Linked DNA regions of Homo sapiens: region 2 is linked to region 1. A link is a loop called in an ENCODE intact Hi-C map of the cell type or tissue named here. Cell type or tissue: gastrocnemius medialis. All regions are shown on one strand. Each heading gives the region's core, and the rest is flanking DNA. Links, peaks and the distances in the headings are about the cores only.

The links. A loop is a pair of places that touch in the nucleus more often than their neighbours do. Peaks named below come from ENCODE experiments on the same cell type or tissue, not always from the same donor. Only the 100,000 strongest peaks of a DNase experiment are listed, where the experiment ranks them.
Region 2: a loop joins it to region 1, with 13 times the contacts of the local background. A loop is called at or near these places in 101 of 110 quality-filtered maps.

Annotation. Positions count from the first base shown.
Region 1 is chr6:108,534,699-108,551,246 of GRCh38, forward strand. No RefSeq gene overlaps it. Among named protein-coding and RNA genes, the nearest start is that of FOXO3, 18 kb to the right of the region's middle. In gastrocnemius medialis, for the core only: a CTCF peak has its summit at 7,497 (motif pointing right); a DNase peak (open chromatin) is centred at 7,533; H3K27ac peaks cover 3,862 bases.
Region 2 is chr6:108,886,169-108,902,716 of GRCh38, forward strand. ARMC2 (armadillo repeat containing 2) reads left to right here. Exons shown (of 18, transcript NM_032131.6): 6 at 8,299-8,375; 7 at 13,526-13,624. Among named protein-coding and RNA genes, the nearest start is that of ARMC2-AS1, 30 kb to the right of the region's middle. RefSeq lists an enhancer at 10,818-12,017. In gastrocnemius medialis, for the core only: CTCF peaks have their summits at 7,393 (motif pointing left) and 7,595; no DNase peak of the experiment used is centred there; H3K27ac peaks cover 1,754 bases.

The DNA.
Region 1 (16,548 bases), core at 4,062-12,061:
TTTCCAAGCTCCACATGTGGCAGAAGGGTCTGGACTGGGATCAAGAGAGGCCGGCTAGGTTCTCAGCTCCATGATAGGCAAACCCCAGTTAGTATGGAGCTCGGCTTCCTCACTCACCCAGCTTCATTTGGATTCAGACCCGGGTTAAATACCTGCTGTGTGACCTGGTGTGTTAGCCAAAGTTGCTCAACCTTCATCTCCCCATTCGTAAAATGGGGGAAAGAATACCAACCTTGCAGGGTGCTGTGGGCATCAGAGATCATTACTCACAGTGCCCAGCACTGCGCAGACATTCATTAGCCAGCAATTGTTATCTACGATTGTCCTCAAACCCCCTTCCTATTCTGAGAGAGATGCTGGGTCACAGGCTCCCATTCTTCAGGCTGGCATTTCAGTTCCATCTGGAAGATGAGTAGAGGCAGCCCTGAGGAACCTGCTAGGGGCTCAGAGGCACAGATGATGGCCAGATGTCACTCCTCCACTCCTATTCTTGGACCCTGGCCTGGGGTAGCTTGGCCTTCACCTTCCGGCTTCTCTGCGCAGCACTCACGGCCCTTCATGTTTGCACGTGTGCCCTCTGCTCCCTCTGCCTACATGAAGCAGAATGGAGGGTGGACTTTAGGTCTTCCTCCCAGTGCAAACCTTCTCCTGTGAGACAGACTGCAAAGGGCCGAGGATAATCTGTGCTTGGTGACGTGAACTCATTCTCTAAGCTGAGGCCCTAACCTTTTGTTGTCATGGGCTCCACCAAGAAGCTGAGGATGAATGCTCAGAAATCTCCACTGTAACCAAGTTCTGCACAAAAATCTGCTGAGGTTTTGCATAGATTCTCCAGGGGCTCATGACCACAAGTTCAGACACCTGAGCTCTGGTCCCTCCTCGTGTGTGTGCGGCAGCCTCTCCCAGGGTCTTGGTGCTCGCCTGCTCTCTGGAAGATTAACAAAGTCAGGGTGTTGGTTTTTCCAAGGGCTGAGTTGCTGCGGTTGGAAGTACTGAGGGTGACCTGTACGACCCTCCTCTCAGGTAGGGAGGACTGGGGGTCCTCGGCCACCCAAGAGGCTCCTGAAGAGGGCACCCTGAGGTGCCGGCATGTTCTGGACATCATCATTCATTGGGAGAATCTGACCAAATATGTCATTATATTACATATGAGAACATTATAATCAGCACATTCTCAGCAAAAATGTTCACTTCTTTAACACTATTTTCTTCACACTATTGAGCTCTCATGCAAGTAGAGTTCGCCATTGATACTGTTTGCTGGATGATAATTAAGGATGACTTCCTACATTGTTCCCCAAACCTAGTGAACCATCAGAACCACCTGGGAAGCTAATACAGACTATTCAGCCCCATGCCAAACTTATTGAACTTGGATCTTCTTTGGAGAGGCCCAAAAAACTGTACTTTTAAAATAAGTGTCATCAGTGAACCTAATGATTAACTAAGATTAGGAAACAAGGACTTAATATTGAGTAACATTTAACCTTCCTAAAGAAGGCTTTTTTTTTTTTTTTTTTTTTTTTGGAGACAGGGTCTCACTGTGTCACCCAAGCTGGAGTACAGTGGCATGATCATGACTCGTTGCAAGCTCAAGCCCAACCTCCTGGGCTCAAGTGATCCTCCCACCTCAGCCTCTCAAGCAGCTGGGACTACAGATACACATCACCATGCCTGGCTAATTTTTTTTTTTTTTTTTTTTGAGATGGAGTTTTGCTCTTGTTGCCCAAGCTGGAGTGCAATGGTGCCATCTCGGCTCACTGCAACCTCTACCTCCCAGGTCCAAGCCATTCTCTTGTCTCAGCCTCCCAATTAGCTCGGATTACATGCATGTGCCACCACACCCAGCTAATTTTTTTGTATTTAGTAGAGACAGGGTTTCACCATGTTAGTCAGGCTGGTCGTGAACTCCTGACTTCAGGTGATCCACCCGCCTTAGCCTCCCAAAGTGCTGGGATTACAGGGAGGCAGGGCTGGCTACTTTTTTTTTTTTTTTTTTTTTGATTTTGTAGAGACAGGGTCTCCCTATGTTGCCCAGGCTGGTCTCAAACTCCTGGGCTCAAGTGATCCTCCAGCCTTGGCCTCCCAAAGTGCTGGGATGACAGGCATGAGCCACCGAGTCTGGCCTAATAAAATTGTTTGAGAAATCAAATAATTGATGTTATATACCCAAAGTATTTTAAATATATTTATTAGTTTGATCACTGTTCTCTGACAATTTAAGGCAGCTTTGAGAGATACATGAAGCACAGTAAGTTTTTGTTTGTTTGTTTTGTTTTTTTTAACTGAAGCTAGAGAAATGAGGCAAAGTAGATTGAAACAGGCATTAAACTAAAACTGCGTGGTAACCTCACACATCAAATTTCACTGGAGCAATCCAACTCTTTTATATTTCTGTCTCACTCTCCCTCTCTCTTTTTCCATTAAGTGGTTTTGAGGTCATCTCAAGTGAGGCCATTTCATCAAACTAGACTTTATAACAAAGTACTTTAAGAGGACCAGGGTGAAGCCACTCACTCCATTTTTATGGTCAGTGATCACAGCATCCCTGACCCTTACAGTCTAGTGTGGAGGTGGTGGGTGGAGTGGGGGAGACAGATAGTAAACAAATCACCATAAAAATAAATGAGACAACAACAGGGTGTGTTTAGGACTGAGACAAAAATGAAGACGGGTGCTGTGCTGGGAAGTGTCCAGGGTGCCCTGGGATCAGAAGGTCAGAGAAGGCCTCTGAGGAGACAGCTTTTGTGTGGAGCCCTGCAGGGCATGGGGCCCAGCTGGGTGACCCTCGGGGCAGAGCATTCTAGTCAGAGGGAAGCTGGCACAAGGGCCCAAAGGCAGGGCTGTGTTTGGGGTATGGGAGGAACAGGAAGAACATCTGTGAGTTGGCAACTAATGGCTTTTTTCCCCAGCTGGGTAAAAAGTGTTATTAAAAACCCAATGTATCTGGAATATTGTAGCGGGTGCTACTGCCACATCCCAGGCCACCACCTGTGGATTTTTGTTTGTCCTTGAGAGCGATCTGGTGAGGCCTTCACCCTTCCTCCTCCCTCTGTACTTTCCCCTGATGGGTGTCCCTCTTTGATGGCATCTCCAAAACTTCACCTTATCACCTTTTCTTGGTCCTTTTCCTCTTGCTGCCATAATACAAAAGCCTGTACCACTGAGCAGAATGCCACCTCCTCCAGGAAGCCTTTCTCAGTCCTAGTCAGCATGAACCAGCAGTAAGCGTCTTTGACTCCAGTCTCCCACAGCACTCTGTGAGTATTTCTCCAGCAGCTCTTGCTTCTCTCTACCCTGGACTGTATGGCATGTCTTGCAAACACTTCCCTCATCCCAGTACCTCAGGCAGCCTCAGGAATGGGATCTGGGCTTTATTCTTCACTGTGTCCCACCTATGCTGGGTCCGAATGGGTATCTGCAAATTATAGAGCTTATTGGCTGTTCACAGGCAGTTCGTGAAGCCAGTGTCATGGAGCAGCTGAGCTTTGCTCACCCTGGGTTAGGCGCTTGGGAGGGATAAGAAGGATAAGGCACAGCTGTTGCTCTTAAGAAGCTTAGAAATCTCTGGTGGTGGGGGCAGGCAGGCAGGCAAGGCCAGCACACTGACAGTACCAGTGTGGGGCAGTGGTCGCCAAACTGAGGCAGGAGGGGCACACCACAGAGCACTTGACGACCACGGGTACCCAGCGGGAAGAAAGCACAAGAAATTCTATTTTGTTGTATTAGTGATCTGAAAAATTAGAAATAAAAATTGTTTTACTCATTTTTGCCATCTGGATGGTCCTTAGCACCTCTCTGTGTCCATTGTGAGCCAGCCATGGTCTAACACCTTTCATCCCCAAGGAGACGTGGCATTCGTAATGCTGAGGCCTTGAGGATGGCATTGTCACTTGTGCACTCACCCACAGTGAGTCACCTCACACTACAGTTTACGTGCTACAGGATGTTATGGACATAAGTAATTTTATAAAGACAAGACTTTAAGAAATTTTTTTAAACTTTTTTCTTTCCCATTAACTTTTACAGAAGGCACAAGATCTTTATAGCAGAATCTTTACAGTATTTTGTAAATGAAATGGTGGGGGTAGGGGTGGCCATGACAATCTTTTGTACCACATAAAGGGTTTTGGATTGCTCATGGCAGTGTATAAATGAATTGTTGGACTTAAAGATGAATTATGCACTTTCTTTGAAAAACAATTTTTAAAATCCTTGATTGTCCTAAATTTGCCGACCTTTCCTATAGGAAGTGGTTCACTAGTATGCTACTACAAGTATTTTAAAAATTAGTACTTTCAAGGTATGGGTGATGTTATTTATTTATTTATTTATTTTTGAGACAGAGTTGTGCTCTTTTTGCTCAGGCTGGAGTGCAATGGCATGATCTTGGCTCACAGCAACCTCCGCCTTCCAGGTTCAAGTGATTCTCCTGCCTCAGCCTCCTGAGTAGCTGGGATTACAGGCATGCACCACAACGCCCAGCTAATTTTGTATTTTTAGTAGAGGTGGAGTTTCTTCATGTTGGTCAGGCTGGTCTTGAACTCCTGACTTCAAGTGATCTGCCTGCCTCGGCCTCCCAAAGTGCTGGGATTACAGGCATGAGCCACCACACCTGGCCGGGTGATGTTTTTTAACAAGAGTGAGAAAGAAGAGCCCTTATAACATCAGTGACTGCTGCTAGAAAGAGAACATCTGAGCATCTCTGGAAATGTTGCATCATGATGTGATTTGTAGCCAAAAATTATATTAGGTATTATTTATTTTAAAACTCCCACATCTGCACACAAAAGGATAATAAAAAAAAGACTGAACATCTGTACACACATAAATTTCACAACTTAAATGAAATGGATTTATTCCTTGAAAAGCACAAACCACTGAAACTCACCAAATATGAAACAGATAATTTGAATAGCCCTATAACTATTAGGGAAATTAAATCACTAACTAAAAACCTTCCAAAAAAAGAAGTCTCCAATCCCAGGTGATCTCACTAGAGAATCCTATCAAATGTTCAAAAAAGAAGTAACACCAAGTTCTACTCAATGTCTTTCAGAAAATCTCAGTCTCTTCCAGAGGTAACACTTCTCAATTCATTTTATGAAGCTAGAATTACTATGATACACAAACCAAAGACAGTATGAAAAAATAAAGCCAAAGATCAATATCCCTCATTAGTGTAGATACAAAAATCCTCAGCAAAATATTAGCAAATATAATTTAGCAATATATAAAAATAATTATACACCATCATCAAGAACAGTGTATTTCAGGATGCAGGGCTGGTCCAATCTAAGACCCAGATGAAGGCAAGGATGTCTATTCTCTTAACTGTTATTCAGTATAGTAGAGTTGAGGTCCTAGCTTGTGCAATAAGGCAAGAAAACACAAACAGATCAGAAAGAAAGAACAAAAATAAAAAACCTATCCCTATTTGCAAGTGCTATTATTGTCTATGTAGGAAATTGAAAAAAGTCTACAAAAAGTTTCTAAAACTAATAAATTCAGCAAAGTCATAGGATACAAGATAGACATACAAAAGTTAAGTGTCTTTCTATATATTGACAATGAATACATGGATACTCAACTTAAAAATATGATACCATTTACAATTGCCAAAAATAGAAAAAGAAAAAGTACTTTGGTCCAAATCTAACAAAACATGTACATGATTCGTATGCTGAAAACTATAAAATACTAATCATAAAAGATCTAAATGAATGGAAAGACATACTTATATTTATAGATTAGAAGACTTGGCTGGGCATCTGTAATCCTGTAATCTCAGTACTATGGGGAGCTGAGGCAGGAGGATCACTTGAGCCCAGGAGTTCAAGACCAGCCTGCACAACATACAGAGACCTCCATTTCTACAAAAAAAAATATATTTTTTAAATTAGCTGGGCATGGTGGCATGTGCCTGTATTCCCAGCTGCTCTGGAGGCTGAGGTAGGAGGATTCCTCGAGCCTGGGAGGTCAAGGCTGCAGTGAGCTGTTATTGTGCCACTGCACTCCAGCCTGGGCAACAGAACAAGTCCTTGCCTCAAAAAATAAAATAAAATAATTTAAAAAATAGAATAGAAGACTCAATATAGCAGAGATGACAATTCCAAAATTGATATATAAAATTAATGCAATTCCTATCAAAATCCCAGCAAGATTGTTTATATATCTGGACAAGATTATTATAAAATTTACATAGTTGGGAGGCCAAGGTGGGAGGATCATTTGAAGCCAGGAGTTTGAGACTAGCTTGGACAACTTAGTAAGACCCCCATCTCTACAAAATTTTTTTTTAAAATTAGTCTACCATATTGGCACATGCCTGCAGTCCCAGCTCCTCGGGAGGCTGAGGGAGGAGGATCACTTGAGCCTGGGTGTTTGAGGCTGCGCTGAGCTATAATCATGAAGCTGTACTTCAGCCTGAGTAACAGAGCAAGATGCCATCTTAAAAGAAAAATAAAAATTATATAGAAAAGCAAACAAAAAGCTAAAAAAGGTAAAACTATTGAAAAATAAAAATAAAGTGAGAGTAATCACTCTACCCAATTTTAAGACTTATAACTATAGTAATCAAGACTGTGTGGTTTTGGTGAAGGGATGGTCACAGAGATTAATGGAGCAGAATAGAGAACTGGAAAATAGACCTACACAGATATGTCCAACTGATTTTTAGAAAGTTGTAAAAGCAGTTCAATAGGAGAAGGATAGGCTTTTCAACAAGTGGTGCTGGGACAACTGGATAAACATAGCTATCAACAAAAAGTAAACAAATCTCTACCTGGAACTCATATCTCATACAGAATTTAACTTAAAAATCAATCACATACTTAAATGTAAAGTGTAATTGTTGAGGAAAAAATAGAAGAATATATTCAGGATCTATGACTAGGCAAAGAGTTCTTAGACTTGACATTTAAAACACAACCCATACAAGGAAAAACTGATTAATTGGACTTTATCAAAATGAAAAAGTGCCCTGTGAAAGACTGCTGTGTGTTGAAACAGTACCTTGCTTTTCACGATAATAAAATACCGTCTAAAATGAATGTTGATAAACTACTCTAGAGCAGTGGATCTTTTAAGTGCCCACTTTGCAGACCAACCCTTAGCGCAGTGTCCAACAGCCAGTATAGGCACTCCACAAAATGTCAATGCAACTGAATGGCTTGTCTCCACCACACGCTGACGGTTCTCTGTAGCTGAATGGAGGGTGAGGGGACCTAAGGAAGAACATACAATGAAAGCCACAGGTACATGCCTTTTACATTTTCTCTCCTCCTTTTCCTCCTCTTTCTCCTCCCTCTCCCTCCTTCTCTCTTTTCCCTTTCCTCTCTCCCCTCTCCCTTTATCTTCACCTTTCTCCCTTTCCTCCTTCCCTCATCAAACCTCAGAAGATCACGGAGCATGGGAGTTTGAAGTAAGGAGTACAGGAAATGAAGATTGAAATTTGCATGTATGCTCAGCTCACAGCCACCAGATGGCGGGAGGAGATCAGGAAATTCAGGCAAAGCCCTTCTGCTCCAACTTAAAGAAACCACAACCAGCCAGCACCTGGCCAGCTTGCTTTTCTGGGTAAGTGACTATGTACAGAAATACTTTTTGTTTTCCATAACTCTCTGTAAAGCAATACCAGGTGCTGGCCAAAGCAAGTAGATGCTGTGTAATTTGATAGTGAATGTACCCATAGGAAGGGACAGTGTGTTTCTGCTTCTCCTTCCCTCTGCCTTTTCTTTCTGCATCTGCAAAATAGGGGTTCTGGTTGTGACCTGCCTCACTGTGATAAGTCCGCTGAGAGATAAAATGAGCAAAGTGCCCTGTGTGCCACAGATGACAGATGTTTTTCTAGGAAGAATGGCATCAGTGCACCATGTGTGTCTGACCACCACCACCCACAAGGAACACATGAAGTGCCCTGGTACTGTGGTAGCTGTGAACCTTGGGGTGATCTCTAAACATGCTTCCAATCCTGATGTCATTCTTTAGCTAAGTAAGACAATGACACCCACTGAGTTACACTCACCAGAAAAAGTTGCCCCATGACAGGTACCAGAGTCAACGGAGAAAGATATTTTCTTGGTAAGAATGGTTCTGGGAGGGACAGATTTGGAGCCAGGAGCTGTAGGTGAGATTTCAGCCTTGCTCTAACCAAGTCTGACCCTCCAGCCTCGCTCTCCCACCTGCAAATGAGAGTGATGCCTGTCCCTTAGCAGAGATGATGTGGAAGCACTCATTCTGACCTGAATAGACTTGGTATATATACCATGTGTGGAAGTTAGAGATGTTTCCTCCTCATTCTTCGTGTTGAATTTCACCCTTTTCTGAGGATATCTGAGTCTCTGCACTAAGGAGAGGTGGAGTCCACAGGCTGAGAGGTGCCTCACCATACTAGAAGCATGCCGAGTAGGCACTGTCTCAGGCCAGCTGGTTGACCAGTTTTGGCTTCTTTCTCCTTCTAGTGGGTAACTTCATCCTGTTTTACAAATATCATGGTTATTTCTTGGCATATTAAGCCGTGAGATGAGCCATGTAACTGGAGTCAATGTATGTTTTCATTTTAATCAGAAAATTCTTGAGACTTCACCAAAGGTCTTTCTGTTCCCATACTGTCCCTCCAAATATCTTACACATGGCAGATAGGAGGTAAGATTAAAAACAAACGGTAGGAGATGCTACAGTTACTATGATGAAAGCCCTTGGAGCAGGCGGCAGAGTGCTCAGGCCTCGAATGGGAGTCAAGGGATCTGGTTCTCCAGGTGCAGTCAGGGACAGCCTCAGACTGGCCCTTGGGAAAACCAGAAAACCAGAAAACCTGACCTGAAAACACGCCCTTCTTCAACAGCAATGTTTTCTGGAATGAGCACTTGGAGAAAGTTTGGTGGTTCAAAGGAAAGGAACCTAAGGAACAGAATGAAAGTGAAGGCATGTCATTGGTCAAAACAACTTTGCAACAAGGGAGGCACTGGCGGAGGCACCTTCTAGAAGTACACTGGAAGCCTGAAGAAGGCTACAGTCCAATGCACAGCCCAGCTGCTGGCTTGCAGCACAACTTGCTGCCTCCCGCCATGTGGCTGAATGCACACAGGGGTGCCCTGACACTGGCCATTTTGCAAAGATCCAGGGGACAATGGCAGCTGGTAGCAGCAGGAGTGGGGAGCCCACAGCAAAGGGATTAATGATGATCCACAGGGACCCCTGTGGAGAGATGTCAAACAGCATCTGCAGATGATTCTAGCAAGTACAGCAGTAGCCAGGGGTATTAGCAGTATTAGGATAACATGTGGCTCAGGTTGCAAAGTGGACCAATCCACCCTGGTTAACTGTAGGGTTCACTCAGGCAAAACAATGGTGCAAATACCACTGAGGCCTCCATTGACAAGACCCAGTTTCACCTCCCAAGATTGTTGTGAAACTTCATCCCTTCAGGAGAAAGATGCTCCAACCTTGGGTCTCATCCCTGAGGTGAATCCCTTTTCAGCAACTATTCAATTTTTTTAAGCTATGCAAGATTAGAATAGGGTGATGGTGGTGGTTATAAAACTCAGAATAAATATTAAGCTTTATTATATAGCTCATCTCTTTTTTAAAAGGGATATTTTTCTCCAATGTGAATCTTTCCTGTGACAACAGTTATAGGTCAAGGAAGGCAGAACTACAAAGATATTAAGTCCATTCTCTATTAGGGTAGAATTCCCTTGCTGATGCAAAAGTGCTGGCATTTTTTTCCTTAGCCTCATCCCCAAAGAAAAGGAAGCCAGTGATATGGGCATGGACTAATCGGCAGTCAGGAAAAAAAAAGAGCCATTGATAGTTTTGCCCAACTTTTCTGCACAAGATAGCCCTTTTTAATGTCAGACGGTTTCAAGGCATCTCCCATGATTGCTTTTACCCACTGATTGAGAAAAATTCATAATGATAAATATTTATAAGGCATATAAATACCATTCAAAAATAGTAGCACATGGTTGTGTGAGGTATGGTTTCTCAATCTCAGGCAATGTTTGGAGGCCACTGGCAGAGCTGTTGTAACAGCTCCAGGAAACCCAGAAGGGAAAAAGGCCAAGACACATCCCTTCCCCGAAGAACTCCACCATCTGGTTTTTAAAGAATGGGCCTACATAGGGCTTAGCTCCACAGCCTTGACATTAGCACGGCATGCATGGGGCAGACAGGGACCTGGCACTTGACAGAATGCCTTCTCCGCAGGGTTCCTCTGGAAGTGTTCACTGCTAAATAACTGAGGACTACTGAGGAGACAGGAGGGGAAGAAAGGGGAGGTGGGGGATTACCATAATAAAACTGCAGCCTGATAGGCCAGCAGCTGCTGCAATGAGCCCCCCACCCCCTACCCTAGGGGAGCCAGACTGGACAAAAGCAAGATGATGGACCCATTCTCTTACCTTAGGACCTCAACTCCTGACATTAGCATAGCCTGGTATAGAGCTGAGGACAAGTTCACCCCCTGCACTCCCACGCCACATCAGGGTAAAGGCCAGAACACTTGTGGTCAGATGCTGTCTCAGGACCCCAGAACCTCAAACAGGAGAGGAGCAGGTGGCTGTGAGTGGTTCCGTGGCTGAGGTCTTCCTTCAGAACCTCTCCAAGGCCCAGCCGGCTAGAGAGATGCAAGCCTTGTGAGATAGGAACTTAGCCTGAAGCCATCGATTGGGCTATATTACAGGGTCATTCCAGCACTTTGAAAAACAGATTTCACTTCTCTACCTAGAAATTAGTCCTCTTATCTTGGATACCTTAGAGGGAAATGGTAAAGAAAAAAATTAATCAGTGACCTGATCCTCCAAGCCCAGCCAGTGATCAGATTTTGGTTGGGGATGGGGGCAGTCTGTTTCCCACCCCCTGCCATCCAGGAGGAGCTCTATAGTCCAAGGCTTCTTTTTGGGAGGGCAAGGGGTTGCCATGTGAGTGCAAGCAGGTACCCTGGCTAAGCACAGAAGAACACAAGAAAGATTTTATATTTTATGTTCAAGTGAGGGGTAAAGTGGTAACTATGGGAAGGAAAGCTAATTGGGGCAGATTATAATAAATCACAGATCACCAGGAAGTTTGAACCCACAGCTGGATGCAGGTAAAGAAAATGAGGTCTTCCTAAAGAACATCTCTGAAACCCTCTAACAAAAACTAACAAGAACCGGTTGCCTTATGGCAATGCCAATTCAGCAGAAATGAGGATCTCCCAGAGCAGTAGATTTTCTATGATTAGAAGTCAAATGAGTCCAATAAATTAATTATAATATTTTTCTCTCCTCTTTTGCACTCAGGAGCACTTGGCATCCTTTATCAGGGCCATGATTACATTAGGTACCTGCAAAAAGCTTTGATAAAAATAATCTGATTTTCTATAGCTCTGATGATTTGCTGATTTGGTAAAAGGTCAGAACCTGCTACCAATGGCACCCTCTGTGGTCAGGAACTGTGGCTTAACTACCAACTGTTTCTTGTGCCCAGTGATATCATAGATATGGGAAGAGTTCAAGGATTAAACCTTCCTTCCTCCCTCCCTCTCTTCCTTCGTTCTACATTTATTGAGTGCCTGCTATGTGCTGAATATACAAAGACCAGTTAGACACAATGCCTGGCCTCAATGAGCTTCCAGTCTAGTGAGAAAACAGCCCTTGCTAAAAAATCAGCTAAGTTCAAAGGTTAGAAATAGCTAAACCATGAAGAAATAATGAACATTCACAAACATGTAAACAAGGGAAAACACAACAGCTTTGTGGAATTTTACCTGTCAGTGATACAGGCCAGAAGTTTTGCTTGTAAATTGGTGCACACAGAGGGTGTTGGGTAAATGCTTGTTGAAGAAATTCATTAACATAGTCACAGAAGCTAGCCCTAGAAACTGCGTCTGAGATTCTCTAGTTCAGCACTTTCATTTATAAAAGAGGAAACTGAGACTCAGGGAGGTCAAATGTGTTGGGTGAGCCAAGGATGGAGCAGGGTAGAGCAGCCACATCTCCTGGTTCCTGTGCCCTTTCTCTCACATTGATTCCTGACCTGGGCAACCTGGGTCTTCAACATGTGCTTTTCTGAAAAGGGATCAGGAGACAGACTTTACCCTCTAGTAGCTCAGAGTAAGAGAGGAAAGATCCCACTGCAAAAGGACTTAACAGAACTAAATGAGGCTGAGGCTGTGAGAGAAGGAAGTGGGTTTCTCAGCATTCAACAAGACAGAATAAACAGTTAAAGGTGGCTGGGCGCGGTGGCTCATGCCTGTAATCCCAGCCCTTTGGGAGGCCGAGGCAAGCAGGTCACCTGAGGTCAGGAGTTTGAGACCAGCCTGGCCAACATGGCGAAACCCTGTCTCTACTAAAAATACAAAAAGTAGCCAGCGTCATGGCGCACGGATATAATTCCAGCTACTTGGGAGGCTGAGGCAGAAGAATCGCTTGAACCTGGGAGGTGGAGGGTGCAGTGAGCCAAGATCACGCCACTGCCCTCCAGCCTGGGCGACAGAGCGAGACTCCGTCTCAAAAAACAAACAAACAAAAAACAGTTAGAGGAGTATCTAAGAGAAATCATTTCTAACAGGAGAATTGTGGTTCAACTGGGCTAGTGCAGCATGACCCTCCAGCAGCATTTCCTTGGGTGGTAAACTTCGTTAGTTAAAGCAGAGTGTCTGTGAGGACAGAGCCAGGGCCTGGTCCCCAGTGAGGGGCTCATGTGGGCCAGAGGCAACATGCCTCCAACCCGGTCAGTTGTCTTCCAGGTGAGGATAAGGGGAAGCAGGGTGCAGGGATGGAGACTGTAGCAACATGGGGAGAGTGTGGTCTTTACAGTCAGCCAGGCCTGGGTTCAAGTCTCAGCTCTGCCAGCACCTCAGCTGGGAAATCTCAGGCCTGTGGCCAAACTTCAATCTCCTCATTTATATAATGGGGATAAAATTATCTCCTTTATAGGGATGATTTTATAATCCTTTATATTATGATTTTTATGATGATTAAATATATACATTTAGAAGCTTCTAGTTATAGGCACTACTTCTTAGTAGGTATGCAGTAAATCTTAGTTAAATCTGAATTGTTTAAATCCATCATCACTAAAAGAAGAAAACTTAAACAGTCCAACAATTCCAAGTGCTAGTGAGAATGTGGCCAAGTAGATACTCACACAGTGCTGTGGAGAGTATAAACCCTACAGCCACTGTGGAAAACAATCTGGCATTGAGTGATGTAGAAGATGCATAGGGCTATTACCCAGAAATTCTTCTATTAAGTATATACTAAACTCGGGTCAGGCGTGGTGGCTCACATTTGTAATCTCAGCACTTTGAGAGGCTGAGGCAGGAGGATCACTTGGAGCCAGGAGTTCGAGACCAGCCTGGGCAACATATCGAGTCTCCATCTCTACAAAATTAAAAATAAATAAATAAGTAAAAGCGTATATTAAACTCATGCACATGTGCCCAGGAATGTTTAGAACAACAATGTTTGCAATTGCTCTAAACTGGAAACAGCCCAATTAGCCATCAACATTAGAATAGATCAATAAAGTATTATAGATTATAGATAGATAACTATTCATATAATGAAATGTCATACAGCCATGAAAATGAATGAATACAGCAACACACAGCAACATAGATGAATCTCAGGAACATAATATTGAGAAGCAGCAGCAAGACACAAAAGAACACATGCAGTGTGATACAATTCATATGAAGATCAAAAACAGGAAAAAAATGAGATTACAGTGTTTAGGGATGCAAACACAGCAAGCTATAAAGAAAAGCAAAGAGATGATTACCACAAAAGTTAGGAAAATGATTACTTTTAGGGAGAGAGAAGAGGGGTTTGTTTAATTGGAAACAGGGAGTCTTGCTCTGTTGCCCAGGCTGGAGTGCAGTGGCACCATCATGGCTCACTGCAACCTTGAATTCTTGGGCTCAAGTGATCCTCCTAACCTGGCCTCTCAAAGTGCTGGGATTACAGGTGTGAGCCACCGCACCAAGTCGAGAGGATGGTTTTGATGGGGAAGGGCACTCCAGGGATTTATAGGGGAATAGTAATGTTCTATTTCCTGATCTAGGTGATAGTTACACTTGGTTGTTCTCTTTATAATAATTCATTAAACTGTACTGTTAACATAAATGTTTTTCAGTTTTCTATATGCATGTTATATTTCTTTTTTTCTTTTTTTTTTTTCTGAGATGGAGTCTTGCTCTGTCATCCAGGTTGGAGTGCGGTGGTGCAACCTCTGCTTACTGCAACCTCTGCCTCCCGGGTTCAAGAAATTCTTCCACCTCAGACTCCCGGGTAGCTGGGATTACAGGTGCCCATCACCATGCCTAGTTAATTTTTGTATTTTTAGTAGAGACAGGGGTTTCACCATGTTGGCCAGGTTGGTTTTGAACTCTTGGCCTCAAGTGATCCACTTACCTCGGCCTCCCAAAGTGCTGGGATTATAGGCATGAGCCACCGAGCCTGGCCTGTATGCATATTTCCTGATAAAAAGTGAAAAAAAAATGCGTATGCTGAAGAAGGAGACAGAAGCACCATCCTCATAGATGTGGGACAAGTAAAAAATACAGGTGTTTTATAAAATATTTCTTTGTTTCATTTTGGGTAAGTTGAAAGATGCAAGGTTAATAAACATTTTTTACATATGAGAGAATAAAGTAGCACTAGGTAGGATACTATTAAAGACTTCTAGACAGAATTTTCCAAGCCATCTAACATTCTCATCTTCTGAGTATTTCTTGAATGCAGAAATTAAGCAACACGACATATAAATTTTGACCTGGTCTCATTCCAATATTAATGTACAACAATTGTGAAAAAGTGGAGAGGGACTAACTGAAAACAGATATAGACAAACTAGTTTTTATGCTTTTGTGAAAGGAATGCAATTCTCATTGTTCACTTGGGGATCAATTAGTTTGACAAGAATAATTTTTTTATAATATCAAGTTTATAAGAGGGAAATGGGTCAAGATGGCTGCCTCTTTTGGACTGGGCCTCATGGAATTCTTCTGCCAGTAGTTTTCTTCAGATCTGATTATTTAGCAGGTAAAGAAACCTGATTTTGCTACTTTACCCAGAGTTTTCAGATCTGGGGGACTGCTGACAGTGGTTTTTGAGGCCACTGACATTTCCTATAGCCCCTACTCTGCTGCCCATCCACTGGAAAAAGGCGAGCCTGTGCAGGCCACAGCCTCTCTGGTTCCCAGGCTCCACATAGGTCACATGGACCCTACTGGTCATGGTTGTCATGACAACCTACTCCCTCTTCAATAACATATTAATATTTTCGTGGCACAAGTGAAAAGAAAGGGCCCAGCTCAAACCTCATCTTTTTACCGAATGGCAATATCCCCAGAAACTCCAAGAGGGGTTTCACTTTCCATAGAAAATAGGAAGGCCTGACCCAAAGTGACTGGATTTGGTCAAGTTCCCTAAATAGGATGAGAACCACAGGGATTGTGTTTGTTTATGGAATTACTCACTTGGCTTCATTATTTGTTTCCAAAATACAGATTTTATAAAAGTCATTTTAAGTGTAAAAAAAAAACCCTTCAGATTATACATTTGAGAAGTGAAGTTGCAAAAGGACTCTTGATACTGTGTGAATGTGTGAGGTTCAGATGTTATGCTTTCATAAAATAACTTGTGTTTGAAGGCCTGGAGACTTCCTCCTCACAGATGTCTCACTTAGTGATTCTGTCACCTATTTTGGTGGCTTCAGCTGTCTCTCCAGAAATGAGCACAAGGAGCCCCTAAGGAGACACAGATATGGGATATTAAAGGAATGTGAACTATGCCAGGGAGTGGGAAAGGAAGGGAGGTAAGCCTTTCTAACACGTGGAGCAGAGCTGCTTTCCGAGGAAAGTGAATCTGACCCCCAGCCAAAACCACTTCTCTGGTGAAAACTCCGATGGTCTCAGGCCAGATGACTTGGACACCATCTCTTGGAGTGGGAAGACAAGGCCTCACAAGCTTGTCCCACTAACACCATTAGGACCTCTACTCTGAGAGACCACCAAGTAGGGCTCAACCAGGACCTGAACTGAGAGAAAAGTTCCTCCAACAAAGGAAAAATTTTCTTCTGAGACAGTTGAACCATCGCTAATGGATAGCATTCAGACTCAAATACACTATCTTTATAGGGGCTGTGGTAGCTTGACTTGGTACTTTTCTTTCTTTGTCTACAGGTAAACAGAACCCAACGCAGCTGGAGAAATGAGAGGAAAGGGTTCCCCATCTGTCCATGGGACTGGCCTTTCCCCCATACTCATGCTCTTCTATGTGTGCCGCTGTCTTCTGACAGGGGCAGGAGAGGCCTTGCAAGGCTGAGGACTGTCATTTAGCTCCATTTCTTTGTTTCTTTACTTCATTCTGTGCCCCTGCTATTAGTTGATCTTCTTGTTGACTCTTTACTGGGTTATTACACCATCAACCAGGGTCATTTACACTGTCCTAATATCAGGACCTACGGTATTTTCTACATCACTGGAGCCTTTGCCTTCCTCGGGCACTCTACGTGTGTCCTCACCTAGAGGTTTATAGATTTATTATAAAGAATATTACA
Region 2 (16,548 bases), core at 3,253-11,252, 350 kb after region 1:
GGAAATAAATTTATTGACTTTTTAAACATTCCAAATCCTTCTGTTTAATCTACTTCTTAATATTTGTTTAGTTATTCCTCCAAAGTAGGAATAAACAAACTACAGCCAGCCAGGTCCGGTGGCTCACGCCTGTAATCCCAGCACTTTGGGAGGCCAAGGTGGGCGAATCACCTGTGGTTGGGAGTTCGAGACCCGCTTGTCCAACATGGTGAAACCCCATCTCTACTAAAAATCCAAAAATTAGCCGGGTGTGGTGGCTAATTACAGGCACATGCCTGTAATCCCAACTACTTTTGGGAGGCTGTGGGAGGAGAATCACTTGAGCCTGGGAGGTGGAGGTTGCAGTGAGCAGAGATCACACCACTGCACTCCAGCCTGGGCGACAGAGCGATACTCGTCTCACAAACAAACAAACAAACAATATAACTACAGCCCAGGAGCCAAATCTGGCCATCCATCTGGTTTTTGTTTGTTTTGTTTTTCTTTTTTACAGCCCTTGAGCTAATAATGGTTTATACACTTTTTTAAATCATTACATTTTAAATGGTTACAAATGTAACCATGTAGTACCTGGATTTTCCCACTTGGCCCACAAAGTGTGCAATATATATTATCTAGCTCTTTAGGGAAAAAGCTTGCTGACCTCTGACTAAAGAACCTTAGTCATAATAATTAGAAGAACTGTCAGAATTATAGCAAAGTCTGAATTTTATAGTTTTTTTTTTGTTTGTTTGTTTTGTTTTTTTTTTTGAGACAGAGCCTCACTCTGTTGCCCAGGCTAGAGTGCAGTGGTGTGTGGTGTGATCTTGGCTCACTGCAACCTCCGCCTCCCAGGTTCAAGCAATTCTCTTGCCTCAACCTCCCGAGTAGCTGGGATTATAGGTACACGCCACCACCCCCAGCTAATTTTTGTATTTTTAGTAGAGATGTGGTTTTGCCATGTTGGCCAGGCTGGCTGGTCTTGAACTCCTGACCTCAAGTGATCTGCCTTCCTAAGCCTCCCAAAGTGCTGTGGTTACAGATGTGAGCCACCATGCCTGGCTAATTTTATAGTATTTTTAAAGAAATATACTTGTATTTCTTTGGGGTGCATGTGGTCCAAAAGTAGATATTGTCCACATGATTGACTCATGGATGGGCAGTGGTAACTCAAGTCAGTCCGTGTGTAGCAGTGCCATAGCCACAGATTGGTTCTGGCTGTTCAGAGTGAAATGTAGGACCCTCCTCACTGATTGCAAGAGAAGACTTTGCTTTTGCTCTTAAACATGTGGGCTGAGGAGAGGCCTGGGAATGCCAGACCCATTTTGCTTTAATCAGAACTCCAACCTGGTTACAGCTGGAACTGAGGGAAGGGCAGAGCTGAGAGAATCGCAGAAAGATGCCGCCAAAGGCCTGATTGCACCATGCCTAAAACCCACCCTACCTGTCCACATTCAGGTTATGTGAGTCAATAAATTGCATTTATTGTTTAAATCCATTGAAATTAGGTTTTTGTTATTTGTCGATCAAGATATCATAAAGAACAAAACAGTGCCAATCTGCCTGTACGAAGAATTTCACAGAGGAGCTTTAAGAAATAACTTCTGAAATTATTTTTGGTACATGAAAAATCATTGCAAAAAATTTAATTACAGTCTTTAATAATATGGAACAGGAAACTAGGAAGAACAATTTTGCTGGATGACTGAATCAAGATCCAAAAACATCTGATAGGCAGGAATGCTTTGCCAAATGCGGCACTGTGGAATTTAGGAAGAACAAGCAAAGGCCCAACCTGGATGGGAAAATCTGCCTTAGTGAACATGCAGGAAAAGATTAGAGACACCCACCACTGTGACGTGACCACCAAACCGCTAATGTCATTTTAGGCTGCAGCGTTACGTAGAACATCTCCTCTCTGTCCTCAAGCCATACTACCTTTGGCTGAGTGCTGGGTTCCAGACTTTAAAAGGGATCCAGACAAGCGAACACTCACTTTGAGTAACTGATTGTCCTGGAAGAGATTTGAAACCGCATCATGTGAGGAACAGTAGAAGGGACTGGAGGAGTTTGCTGATGACATCAGTGATGACCACAGCCATAATAGTAAACATGTATTAGTTACCATGTGCCTGGAACTGTGCCAAGCAATCGCACATCCTATCATTTAGTCCTCACAACAGTCTCACATTGGGGGATAGTGTTATTTACCACACCTTTCTACAGATGAGGAAACCAAAACTTACCCGAGGTCACACGGCTGTAAGTGGTCGGACCATGGGATTTAAACCATAGGAGATGACTTTATGTGGGGAATGCAACATCTTTAAATATGTGCAGGATTATCAAGGAGAAAAAGAATAAAGATTTGTTTCATGCAGTTCCAATTAGTAGAACGAAGACCAATGAGCAGAATTTACAGAGAAACAGATTTCTTTTGAGTACATAAGTCCATCTATTCTTCCTTTTCTCCTTAACGGAGTGATTTTCTTTTCTTGATGCCTCTCTTCCCCATTCAGTCTTACTGTGGGACTTCAGCTCTATGGCTGTGTGGAAACCCTGGTAGGCTTCCCCTGCTATCCTATTCCTCCATGGCTACATTCTGTTATTTCCTCTGCCTGAAATCCTGTCAACCCTTGACTTACGGAACCTCTTGAATGTGTTCCTTCTTCTCCAATTCCACTGTCACCCTCAGATTAGTCCTTGTTCCTTCTCTCCAAGTCTCCTAAATACTCTTGACATTGCACACCCCCAAATCGCATCACTTCCTTGTATAAGAACCCATGACAGTTCCTTATTGCCTGTCAAATCAGATTCATTTACTCAGCCCATAGTGTGGGTTGAGTAAACCCATGGAAACCTTCTATGACTGTCTTACTTGCCCTGGGCACTTATCCCCTGCCCTCAGTATCAGTCTGCTTATGCCTGTCTTTATTTTCACTCATGCTATTCCCCTTCTGAGAGTAGTGTTGTCATTTGCTGGTTTAACTTTTATTCTTTTATTATTATTATTTTTTGAGGCAGAGTCTTGCTCTTTCACCCAGGCTGGAGTGAAGTGTGCAATCTCGGCTCATTGCAACTTCTGCCCCCTGGGTTCAAGCGATTCTCCTGCCTCAGCCTCCTGAGTAGCTGGAATTACAGGCGCCCGCCACCATGCCTGGCTAATTTTTGTATTTTTAGTAGAGATGGAGTTTCACCATATTGGCCAGACTGGTCTCGAACTCCTGACCTCAGGCGATCCGCCTGCCTCGGCCTCCCAAAGTGCTGGGATTACAGGTGTGACCCACTGCGCCCTGCCTGTTATTATTTTTGAGACAGGGTCTCACTCTGTCACCCAAGCTGGAATGCAATGGCACAATCACAGCTCACTGCAGCCTCGACCTTCTGGGCTCAAGCGATCCTCCTGCCTCAGCCTCCAAAGTGGCCGGGACTACAGGTGTGTGCCACCATGCTAGATAGTTTTAAAATTTTTTTTAGAGGGAAAGTCTTGCCATATTGCCCAGGCTGGTCTTGAACTCCTTGAACTCCTAGGTGCAAGTGATCGTCTCACCTAGGCCTCCCAAAGTGGTGGCATTACAGTCGTGAGCCACCATGCCGGCCAACTTTTATTCTTTTAAGGCCCATTTTGTAGTCCACTTCTCCCACTCACTAATCACTTCCTTCTTAGCACCCTCTAGTTCTTACAATCTGTTGAATTTCACATTCTAGTACTTTATTAACAACTCTATTGGACTTTTCCATTAAAAAACAGTGGTTCCGGGCCGGGCGCGGTGGCTCACGCCTGTAATCCCAGCACTTTGGGAGGCCGAGGCGGGCGGATCACGAGGTCAGGAGATCGAGACCATCCCGGCTAAAACGGTGAAACCCCGTCTCTACTAAAAATACAAAAAAAATTAGCCGGGCGTAGTGGCGGGCGCCTGTAGTCCCAGCTACTTGGGAGGCTGAGGCAGGAGAATGGCGTGAACCCGGGAGGCGGAGCTTGCAGTGAGCCGAGATCCCGCCACTGCACTCCAGCCTGGGTGACAGAGCGAGACTCCGTCTCAAAAAAAAAAAAAAAAAAAAAAAAAAAAAAAAAAAAAAAACAGTGGTTTCTTAGTTCCTCAGAGTAGATTTTAAACTTCATCAGGGCAATGCCATGCACATTCTTTAGCTCAATAAGATTTGACTCTGGACTGCTTAGACAAGTGATTACTGACTCATAAGGAAAGAGAAAATTAATCTGTTTATTAAGTTCTTCCAGTGTCAGTCAGTGTACTAAGCAGAGTCATTGCATTCAATTTAAGATGAGGAAACCAGGCTCAGCGCAGTGGCTCACACCTGTAATCCTAGCAATTTGGGAGGCCGAGATGGGAGGATTGCTTGAGGCCAGGAATTTTAGACCAGCCTGGTCAACATAGCAAGCTCCCCATCTCTATTTAAAAAAAAAAATTAATGATGAGGAAACCAAAGCTAAGTAGTTCACCCAAGATCACAATGCTGATAAAAGTTAGACCCAGGACCCAAACTCAGGCAGCTTGGCTTCAGAACCTACATATACCCACCACAACGTAAGGATCACGTAGAACAGCACTTAATACCAGTCCTGTGCTCTTTTTTTATTTCTAACATTATTGTTACTTTTTTAAAATTATATTTTAAGTTCTGGGATGCATGTGCAGAAAGTGCAGTTTCATAGGTATACATGTGCCATGGTGGTTTGCTGCACCCATCAGCCCATCGTCTACATTAGGTATTTCTCCTAATGCTATCCCTCCCCTAGCCCCCCACCCCCCGACAGGCCCCAGTGTGTGATGTGCCCCTCTCTGTGTTCATGTGTTCTCATTGTTCAACTCCCACTTATGAGTGAGAACATGCAGTGTTTGGTTTTCTGTTCTTGTGTTTGCTGAGAATGATGGTTTCCAGCTTCATCCATGTCACTGCAAAGTACACGAACTCATCCTTTTTTATGGCCGCATACTATTCCATGGTGTATATGTGCCACATTTTCTTTATTCAGCCTATCATTGATGGACATTTGGGTTGGTTCCAAGTTTTTGCTATTGTGAACAGTGCTGCAATATGCATACGTGTGCATGTGTCATTATAGTAGAATGATTTATAATCCTTTGGGTATATACCCAGTAATGGGATCGCTGGGTCAAATGGTATTTCTGGTTCTAGATCCTTGAGGAATTGCCACACTGTCTTCCACAATGGTTGAACTAATTTACACTCCCACCAACAGTGTAAAAGCATTCCTATTTCTCCACATCCTCTCCAGCATTTACTGTTTCCTGACTTTTTAATGATTGCCATTCTACCTGGAGTGAGATGATATCTCATTGTGGTTTTGATTTGCATTTCTCTAATGACCAGTGATGATGAGCTTTTTAAAATATATTTGTTGGCCGCATAAATGTCTTCTTTTGAGAAGTGTCTGTTCATATCCTTCATCCACTTTTTGATGGAATTTTTTTTTCTTGTAAATTTGTTTAGTTCTTTGTAGATTCTGGATATTAGCCCTTTGTCAGATGGATAGACTGCAAACATTTTCTCCTATTCTGTAGGTTGCTTGTTCACTCTGATGATAGTTTCTTTTGCTGTGCAGAAGCTCTTTAGTTTAATTAGATCCCATTTGTCAATTTTGGCTTTTGTTGCCATTGCTTTTGTTGTTTTAGTCATGAAGTCTTTGCCCATGCCTATGTCCTGAATGGTATTGCCTAGGTTTTCTTCTAGGGTTTTTATGGTTTTAGGTCTTATGTTTAAGTCTTTAATCCATCTTGAGTTAATTAGTTCTGTGCTCTGCTTGAGAACTGGGAGACCCAGCACTGCTAAGCATTTGCATATAAGAAGGACACTTCATTTTTTCCCCTAGAAGTGGGGATACATGCGTGTGGTATTTATGTAGGCAACCTCATCACTGACCATGACTTGAGGGAGAGTGGACCAGTGACTTTGGAAGCCCATTAGTTGAAAAGTATCTTGCTTGATTTTAATAGTTGTGTAGGGCAGGTGTATGTATTGAAAGCAAGGCCTTGTCCCTAGTCTCAAACCTTCTTGTTATTTCTAGGAGTGATAAATATGAGAACTTCCTTGGCTCCACACCCTGACAAACTTGGTATTTTACCTTTTTGCAAGGTTGATTCTTTTATTTCTGCCTTCTTTGAGAGGTCCCTGTCCCCGTAGCCATTTTCGATTGGCTAGTGACATTTGCTATCGTATTTTTATTATGTACAAATAAAGCAGTTATTTCTGAATATTAATTAGACAATTTTTGGAAAATTGACTTCATCTTTTTCCTATTTTATGATTAAAGGAAGTGTTAAGTGTTTAAAAAAAAAATGGGGTGGCTGGTGGGCGCCATGGCTCACACCTGTTATCCCAGCATTTTGGGAGGCCGAGGCAGGCGGATCACCTGAGGTTGGGAGTTTGAGACCAGCCTGACCAACATGGAGAAACCCCATCTCTACTAAAAATACAAAATTAGCCAGGCATGGTGGCACACGCCTGTAATCCCAGCTACTCGGGAGGCTGAGGCAGGAGAATCCCTTGGACCTGGGAGGCGGAAGTTGGGGTGAGCCGAGATCACGCCATTGCACTCCAGCCTGGGCAACAAGAGTGAAACTCCATCTCAAAAAAAAAAAAAAAAAAGGTGGGGGGAACATGTTAATGAAGTAAAAAATGGTATTTGGAGAAGCTAATCTTCAGGGCGGTAGGAAAGGCCAAGGGCTAAGCTGCAACATGGCATAGTCACTGGGGGGCTCACTACACAGGAAGGAGAAGCCACGGGCACATACAGATGTTCACAGGGACTATCACATGTATAAGCCTTCTTTGTGAGTTTTTTGGAGCAACTATTATATTTGATGGACAAAAAGAAATTTTGATATAAAACTTGCACTCTTCTTTTCCTGGTGTTTTTTTACCTTGGAATTTTGTGCACATATTTAAAAGTAAGTACTTCTAAGTGTCAGCTCTGGCTAAAGAGAAGCTGTATCCTTCAGAGATGTTCTCTACATTAAATAAAACTTTTTAAAAACCTGAGCATGTAATCCTGCTGTTGGCCAGCCACTGCTCTTTTATTTGGAATACAAAATATTTATCATCTGGGGACTGTCCAAATTTATTTTCAGTTTTTTAATGTTTAAAATATTTCTAAAAATAAATATTGTCAGAGAATATTAATTTAATTTTAAAAATGGAATCAGGGCACATTTTTATGTAGTGGAAAGAGAAGCAAATTTGTAAATTATGAGACCTAAGTTCCAAATCTGTCTTTACTGTGTGACCTTGGGCACATCTGGCCAGCTGGGACAGTTTCTTTATCTGCAGGGATCGGGGAAGGGAGGAAGAGAGAAAAAGAGACAGAGGTCTTTCCCAGCTCCCAAAGGCTAAGCTTTTGTAATCCAAGCATCCCAGAGTTCTTTCTTATTGTAACAGTGACCCCTTGTGGTATATATCCTTAACCAATTTTGTTTTGATTTGCAAAGTAAACTGGATTTTTTGTTCTTTCTAGTAACTGTATTTCATGTTGTTAGGCAAATATGACTTGTTTTAAAAAGATAAATCTTACCGGGAAATCAAAGGTAAATTAAAGCAGCATATAGAGGCCAGGGGTGGTGGCCCATGCCTGTAATCCCAGCACTTTGGGAGGCTGAGGCGGGCAGATCGCCTGAGGTCAGGAGTTTGAGAACAGCCTGGCCAACATGGCGAAACCCCCGTCTCTACTAAAAATACAAAAATTATCCGGGCATGGTGGCATGTGCCTGTAATCCCAGCTACTGGGGAGGCTCAGGCAGGTTGCAGTGAGCTGAGATCGCACCACTGCACTCTAGCCTGAGCAACAGGGCAAGACTTCGTCTCAAAAACACAAAAACAAAAACAAAAAAAACCCACATATAGAGCACCAAACCCCATCTTTTAAACAATTCTCGATGGTTTCTTCAGAAACTGTATATCGGCTGGACACAGTGGCTCACTCCTATAATACTAGCATTTTGGGAGGCTGAGGCAGGAGGATCACTTGAGACCAGGAATCACCAGCCTGGACAACATAGTGAGACCCTGTCTCTACAAAATATTTTTTAAAAATAACCAGGCATAGTGGCATGTGCCTGTAGTTCTGGCTACTCGGGAGCCTGGGGTGGGAGGCTCACTTGTGCCAAGGAGTTTGAGGCTGCAGTGAGCTATGATCACAGCACCACTGTTCTCTAGCCTGGATGACAGAGTGAGACCTATCTCAAAATAATAAATAAGAAACTGTATATAGCAGACTCTTGTCATTTACAAAATTAGAAGTGTTTTCATGTTTGCGCTGAGTGTTTTATGTATTCCTCCTAGGGACCAGGGGAAGAGACATGCGAGGGCCTCATCATGCCCCAGTAGCTCAGACCTGAGCAGGCTGCAAACCAAAGCAGGTGAGGGGTCCCCACACTCCTTCATCTACAGCATCTCCACTTGAAGGAAAGATGTTTGCACTGAAGATATCTATGTTGGCCACTGGAAACTTAAGGAAGTTTGTCCAATTTGGTCACAAATCAACATTTATTTTTATACATTTTTATTATATTCATACAATGTTACCATCTTACCACTACCCAACTCTGATGCCTCAAACATCTATAGATGACAGTCTTTTTTTTTTTTTTTTTTTTTTTTGAGATGGAGTCTTGCTCTGTCGCCCAGGCTGGAGTGCAGTGGTGCAATCTCGGCTCACTGCAAGCTCCACCTCCCAGGTTCATGCCATTCTCCTGCCTCAGCCTCCTGAGTAGCTGGGACTACAGGCGCCCGCCACCACGCCTGGCTAATTTTTTGTATTTTTAGTAGAGACGAGCTTTCATTGTTTTAGCCAGGATGGTCTCAATCTCCTGACCTCGTGATCCGCCTGCCTCAGCCTTCCAAAGTGCTGGGATTACAGGGGTGAGCCACCACGCCCGGCCTAGATGACAGTCTTAATGGTTTTATAGAAATCATTTTGTAAAAGCATTTGGAAAGTTGCAAAACTTGACATTAACATAGTTCTTGGGTTCAAAGCTTGAGTTCAAGGCATTGCTTGGCTGGGCATGGTGGCTCACGCCTGTAATCCCAGCACTTTGGGAGACTGAGGCAGGCGGATCACTTGAGGTCAGGAGTTCAAGACCAGCCTGGCCAACATCATGAAACCCCATCTCTACCAAAAAAAAATAATAATAATACAAAAATTAGCTACGCATGGTGGGAGGGAGTGGGGCACCTGTAATCCCAACTACTTGGGAGGCTGAGGCAGCAGAATCACTTGAACCCAGGAGATGGAGTTTGCAGTGAGTCTAGACCACGCCGCTGCACTCCAGCCTGGGCGACAGAGCGAGACTCATCTCAAAAAAAAAAAAAAAAAAAGATAATTGCTCACTTAAATGAAACTATATTAACTTTATTAAGACCGTCCTTTGGGCCTTTAAAGTGTTTGAGAAAATATATAACAATATAAACCACAGTCTAGAAATGATACAAAATGTATTCATGCAATAGAATATAGTTGTCACAAAAGTGAACTCATGGGCTTTTGTAATATTGTAATATTGAGTAAATTCAGTACAAACATAATATGAGATGAAACAAGTTGCAAAAGCAAAGACATATATTGTTTATGGATACACAGCCATGTGGTAAGCATGCGAAGTCAAGTGTAGTCATAGTAACCAGTGGATTTAGGATGGTGGTAACCCCTAGAGGGAGAGGAGGAGGGGAATGGATGCAGGGAGCCACATATCTGTAATGTTTCATTTCTTTAAAATAAGGGAAAGGATAAAAATATGGCAAAATGTTAATATCTGACCAAACTAGTGTGGGGTACACTGATGTCTGTTATATTCTTCATATATTTTTGTACCCATGAGATTTTACAATACTAAATAGTAGATTTTAAAAATTCTTATCTTCAAAATTTAGTTTTTTATCAATAAAATGACTTCTGTGTCATTGGGAATTTCTTTACTCAGGAAAATCTTAGATATACTAATTTCTGAGCCAGCATAGTTGCTAAGGATTTTACATTTACGTGCTAAAAACATCAGCCAATCCAAACATTGTGTCAGGTTTTTGTGTCCAGAACTCAAAGCTGTGGTTAACAACTATAACCACTGAGACAGCAAAATCTTCAAAAACATGCTGAAATTTTTGCTTGACTTACCCAATTTCCTGTTGAATCATAATGTTTATATTTAGCAAACTGTGAACCTAGATGAAAGTGCTTTCTAAAATATTAGATTGTTGCCCAAGATTGAAACAACCTTATTATTATTTGTGTGTTTGTGTGTATCTTAAAAAGCAATTATATGATTCCATGCTTCATTTTCTAGAGTAACTCAGGGATTGTGTATAAAATGGAGGCAGGAGGAGGCCCAGCGTGAATGAAGAGGTGGAAAGGCTGTAGCCAGACACAACTGTGCCCTTTGAAATTCCTGGGAGAGGGTTGGAAGGAAACCCTCATACCAGTGACTGAGTAACTTTGGTTCTGAGAAGAAGCAAATCTCAGAAACATTCAGAAGGGCCCGTAAGGGTTAAATAAATTGTTCTGTGATTTCTGATTCACCCCTATAATTCAGCTCTTTCTGGGGTGAATAAGTTATCCATTTTATTTGTCCTGAAAAACAGGTTGATAGTCATGGTTTCTCATAGAAGTTCTCTATTAAGCAGCATATTGCATAGGAGGTAAAAAATGCAGACTTGAACTTATTGGACTCAAAGTCTGGTTTCTAGTAAATTTAAGTGTGTTATAAATATGTATCAATTAAATAACTCGCCTGACTTATTTTCTGGCTTTCACTTACCTTGATAATGTTGATTTTATTTTATTTTTTATATACTTTGGACTTTGAATAGGTTAGTTATCCACAAATATGAGCAAGTATGTTTTTTGTATTACTTGAATATTCATGTTTACTTTTAGAATCCATATCCATAAATTATCAAAGTTAAGGCAGATTCATAAAAACAATGACCCAAAAGATTGAGATGGTAGTCTACAAACTATCTGTAGTTCCAGAATCCCTGAGCCTGATGGGAAGTCAGTTAGAGTCTTGGTTTTGTGAATATTCATATATTTTGCTACAGGGTGCTGCCGCAGAAGACCCTACAGGGGTGGTACGTAATATGCAATGTGTATACCATATTGACTTTCTAAAATCCATATGTTCCTGCATCCCACACCACATCTGATTCCAAAGGTTTTGGATAAGGGATTGTGAATCTGTACTGATGTGGACTAATTTGTCCTAAAGACAATTCAATTTAGTATCTGATGGTGAAGTCTTGCATTGGGTTAGATAGATTATCTGAAACCTTGCTATTAAGGCTATTTACTGCACTGCAAATGTTTAATAATAGCTTTGTTGACAACCTCTATTTACTTTTGCTGCTTAGGTGATCTTGGATGCCCTGTGTGGCTCAGCTGCTCTTGGCAGTGGGAAGGGTTGATAAAAGGCAAGCCTGGACTTGCTGCAACTGGGAGTGGCCATTTCTAGCATGTAGTATAATGGGAAGGCCTGTGTGTTGGGTGGGATAGGTAGATTGCACAGCGTCCCTGCTTCTCCTGGGTGACATCAGCACCATTTGATGGTTTGAGGATTCATGTCAGAATTCAAATACATCTCTGAATTCAAATGAATTCTTAAATATATGCCATTATGTGTTATCTATGGATTTCTCTGCTATTTTCACAGATAATCATCAAGGGACTTTATTGGATTTCTTGATGCAGAGAATTTTATTTTAATCCATATTAATATTAAAAAATATTAATATGGATATTTACTAAGGTATTACACACATTCAATATGTGTTGTATATATTTTTCTCTTCAAGAATAATAAGAATGCATTAGAGGCATTGGAAAATACAGAAGAGCGCATAAAAGAAATTAATAATCCTAATCCCAATATTTAGAGATAACCATTGTTACCCCATTTTACAGAAGAGAGGTAAAGCAATTTGCCCATAGTCAACGAGCTAGTAGGTGGCAGAGCTAGGATTCAAACCCAGATGGTGACTCCAAACCTGTGCTATTGATAGGCCCCCTGCTCAACTTGTCCTTTGTGCAAAGTAACCTGAAAATACATGGGCCATATACCCGTTTGCTCCTCTGTCTGTCTCTGTCTCTCTGTCTTTCTCTGTCTCTTCTCTCTCTCTCTCTTCCAACCTCTCACCTTCCGATCCTTCCTGATTTCTAACTCTTTGTGTGACATTTTTAGGGTCCAGGCATCTTCTGTGTGGACACTTAATTGGTACCAGGTCCACCCTGCCCCGAGAGGGCATGGACTCCCTGACTTGATGTAGACCAAGTGCCGGATAAAGGACTTAAGGGGTGGTCTTCAGAGAAGAGAGACTGAGGAATACATCTCAGGACTATTCAGTAATGCCTCAGCACAGCAAAGCCACCTCTAGCTACAGTCAGTGTTTTAGATCTTGAGATACTGCCTGTGTGAAATATAATCATAATTTGCAGTTTCTAATATGAGTTACATTTCCCCCCAGTGTTACCCTTTAGTCGGCTAGTTTGCTGCAAGTCAGCATAGCTTTGAGGTCAAATGCAGAGGCTGGGGAGTTATATGACCCCAGGCAGATAACTTAATACACCTGGGCTCCACTTTCTTCACTTGCAAAATGGAGACAGTTTGGGAACCTCCTCATAGTGTTACTGCAAAAATGAAATGGAGGCCTCCTGCATCTAGAGTACACAGTCAATGGTTGCTATTCCCTACAACCCATATTCACAGGCAGCATCTACTCTTGATGGCTTGGTAGTATCACACAGGCATGAGATACTGCAGGGGTGATAACATGTTTGTATACTTGTTTAATCAGGGAAATGAAATTAATTATATACTGTATATTGCTAAAGGCTTGGCACTGAGCTCAGAGCTTTACCTATACCATGTCTTTTAATTCTTATACCCTTGAAGGCAAATATTCTGTTTTGCTGATGAGGAAACAGAGACTCAGGAAGGATAAGAAACTGGACCCCATCACTCACCATGTCCATAGTGGAGTTGGGATTTGAATTGAGATTTGTCAGCCCCGAAGGCCCAGGCTTTTCTGCTACACCACACAAAATCACTTGGCATTAATGCTACTGGCCCCATGTTAGTGTAGACATTTTATTTCTATAGAAAATGTCCATTTTAGGTCTCCCTTTTAGAAAATTTTTCATTACACATTTTTAAAATCCTTATTCTTTATATATCTATAGTTACCTATTCTACATTACAGAGGGATAAGTTTAAGTAAAAATGTACTCAAAACTGTTTGCCTTACTGACAGTCATCAGTATTTACAAAGCTTACTACTTTATGAAGTGACCAGATCACATTTTAAAGTTCTGATTTTTTACATTATCCAGTCTGAGTTTAATTTGGGGTAATTTGATTAGAAGACCTGTAGTTCTAATGAGAAATAGTCAGGCTTGGAGAGCAAAGGGTAATTTAATTCTCTAGTTTATTAATTGTAGTGATGAATAGTAAAGGCTTTTGACCATGCTTCATGACAACTCCTTTTTCATAGCTTTTTCTCCTGCTCTGGATTTCTTTTGCAGTCCCAAAAGCTGACCTGCAAGAAGAGGACGCAGAAATAGAAGTAGACGAAGTCTTTTGGAATACAAGGATTGTACCGATTTTGCGTGAATTAGAAAAGGGTAAAACACAAACAAACAAACAAAAAACCGTTTTTGTTTTTTTTTTAAAAAATACCTGTAGTTATTTATGTGTTCCCCATTGCCCTGATATTTTTAGTAAGTTTTCACTATCATTTCTGTGAACATGTTCAAAAACAAATGAAGTCATCTATTTATTTACCCTGTGTGTGTTAAATATTACATGCACACATAATTTTTAGTAAGATTATGCTTTAAATGCACCAAGAGAGCCAATTTCTAAAACTTCCCTTTGTAATATAAATTAATTAGCATTTCCTCTGTCCAAGGAAATGCTGGTTTAACCTCTCTCAGGTGGCTCTTCATACTCAAGAAAGTAAAAGATTAAAACAGATTTCAGGCTTGGAAGCTGAGTCTCATAAACTGGCGTCCTTGACAGGTGTGCCCGTGGTTTCCTTGGTCCAACTGGTATCTGTCCTACTCTCTTGAAGGGAGCACATCCGTCAGGAATGCCACCCACAGCATGGGAAATGGCCTGGGATGTGTCCCACCCTTGCGCTCTGAACTGCCCCAGAAGTGAAGGCCCACCATCGATGGGTCCCTGCAAGGGTAGGGAAAGCGTGTCATGGGATGGCCCTCCACTTTCTCCCTCTTTGCAGCTAGCTCCTCAAGGATTCTCTTTCTGAAGTTAACCAGGCTCCTCTGGAGCAGTGGTCATAGCCCTAGGGAGAGCCCAGGGCCTGGCACACAGTGCACAGTAAGCCTTTGCTAGGAGTTGTTGATGAGCAAACCAGCTTGGTAGCCACAGGAAGATGCTCTAAGAGAAGCAGGGTAAATGAACCCTCCCCAGCAACCAAACAGAGATGTGCTGCAAAAGACCTGATTACTGAAAGGTTCAAATGACCTCACCCCTCCTCTGCTCCCCATTGGTGCTTGGCTGTGTTCATGGTTAATGTGGGAGCCCTGGACGGGGTTCTGGTCCCGGTGCTGCTACTCGCCAAGCGTATGGCCATGAGGAGTCACCTAGACTCTGTGTGCAATAGTGTTCTCACCTGCCAGATGAGGTGGAGATTAGGTTATCTCCAAAGGCTTCTGCAGCCCAAAGTCCTAAGGATATGAATGTGATGACTTTTTCCCCTCTAGAGTTACTATGTTCACCCTCATCTTAGCGTGCCACGTTAGCTTTGGGCCCTTTATTTCAGGAGATATGTGCAAACACTAGTGAGAAGAACAATGAGTCTGGATAAGGGTTACACAAGAAAATATATTGCACAACATTGAATGGGGACACTGAGTCAGTATTGTGAAGGCCTTTCTTGTAGGAAGCCTTCCTACAGGAAAGAAGGAATTTTTTTTTTTTTTTTTTTTTTTTTTTTTTTTTTTTTGAGACAGTCGCTCTGTCACTCAGGCTGGAGTGCAGTGGCGCAATCTCGGCTCACTGCAACCTCTGCCTCCCAGGTTCAAGCTATTCTCCTGCCTCAGCCTCTTGAGTAGCTGGGACTATAGGCACCCGCCACCATGCCTGGCTAATTTTTTTGTATTTTTAGTAGAGACAGGGGTTTCACCATATTGGCCAGGCTGGTCTCAAACTCCTGACCTTATGATCCACCTGCCTTGGCCTCCCAAAGTGCTGGGATTACAGGCATGAGCCACCGCACCTGGCCTAATTTTTTTTTTTCTTTTGAGACAGAGTCTTGCTCTGTTGCCCAGGCTGGAGTGCAGTGGCACGATCTCAGCTCACTGCAACCTCCATCTCCTGGGTTCAAGCAATTCTTGTGCCTCTGCTTCCTCAGTGGCTGGGATGACAGGTGCGCACCACCACACCCTGCTAATTTTTTGTATTTTTTGTAGAGATGGGATTTTGCTATGTTGGCCAGGCTGGTCTCAAACTTGTGGCCTCAAGTGATCCACCTGCCTCGGCCTTCCAAAGTTTTGGGATTACAGGTGTGAGCCACTGAGCCGGCTGGCATGTATTTCTTAGAAACAAAAACATTCTCTTATATATCTGGAAATTACCATACAATACTATAAAAATCTTACTCAAATTTTGCCAATTTGTCCCAATAATTTCCTTTGTAGAAAAAATAAAAGCCTGGATCACAAGTTCTCATCATTTGTCACGTCTCTTTCGTGATCTTGATGTATTTGAGGAATATTTTACAGACTGTCCCGCAAATTGGGTTTGTCTGATGTTTTCCCGTGATGAGCTCCAGGTTAGCATCTTGGGCAGGCAGAGCACATGAGTGCTGCTGTGTCCCTCTCAGCACCTCCTGCCAGGAGTACACGATGCTGATGCATTCTGTTGCTGGTCGTGTCCCACAGCTGTACCCACTGTCAGGTTTTTATTCTTTCCTTTGTAATGAATACATATCTTGGGGATAGAAGTTACTCTGAGATTATGTTACTCTCTGTTACAATCAAACTTTTACCCACTAGATTTAGCCCCTTGCAAATCTTGATAGTTTGTAGATTCAAGTTGTCTTTTGAAGCTATAGAGCATTTATAACAAACTATTTGGTATAAAGGATTGATTTGATCAATAGTTTAAAATTTGACCCTTGAGCCTTTCTTTCTAACCCCTTTTTAAAGCTAAAAACAAGTATTCTTGAGTAGAACCTACCAGGCTGAAGAGTTTGTGGAAGGAAGTCTTAGAAAATACTTTGAGGACCACCCACTGCCAATGAGTGGCCCAGAGCCTGGACTTAGGGTTTGTAAAGAAACTGCCAGTCACAGAAGAATAAAACAACAAAACACAAGTGTTTCATACAATAGGAGTTCAGGTTTTTCCCTTTATTTAAAGTTAGGCTAAGTCATTTCCCATCAATTCATTCATTTAAGTGCATAACCAAAAGACATTGAAGGTTACTTAGCTATTGAGGTTTAAAATTTTTTCTTAGATGTTATTGTTGAAAAGAGCTAAAAATGGCCTGAGTCACTTCCTTCTGCAGGCACACACTTCCTCTATG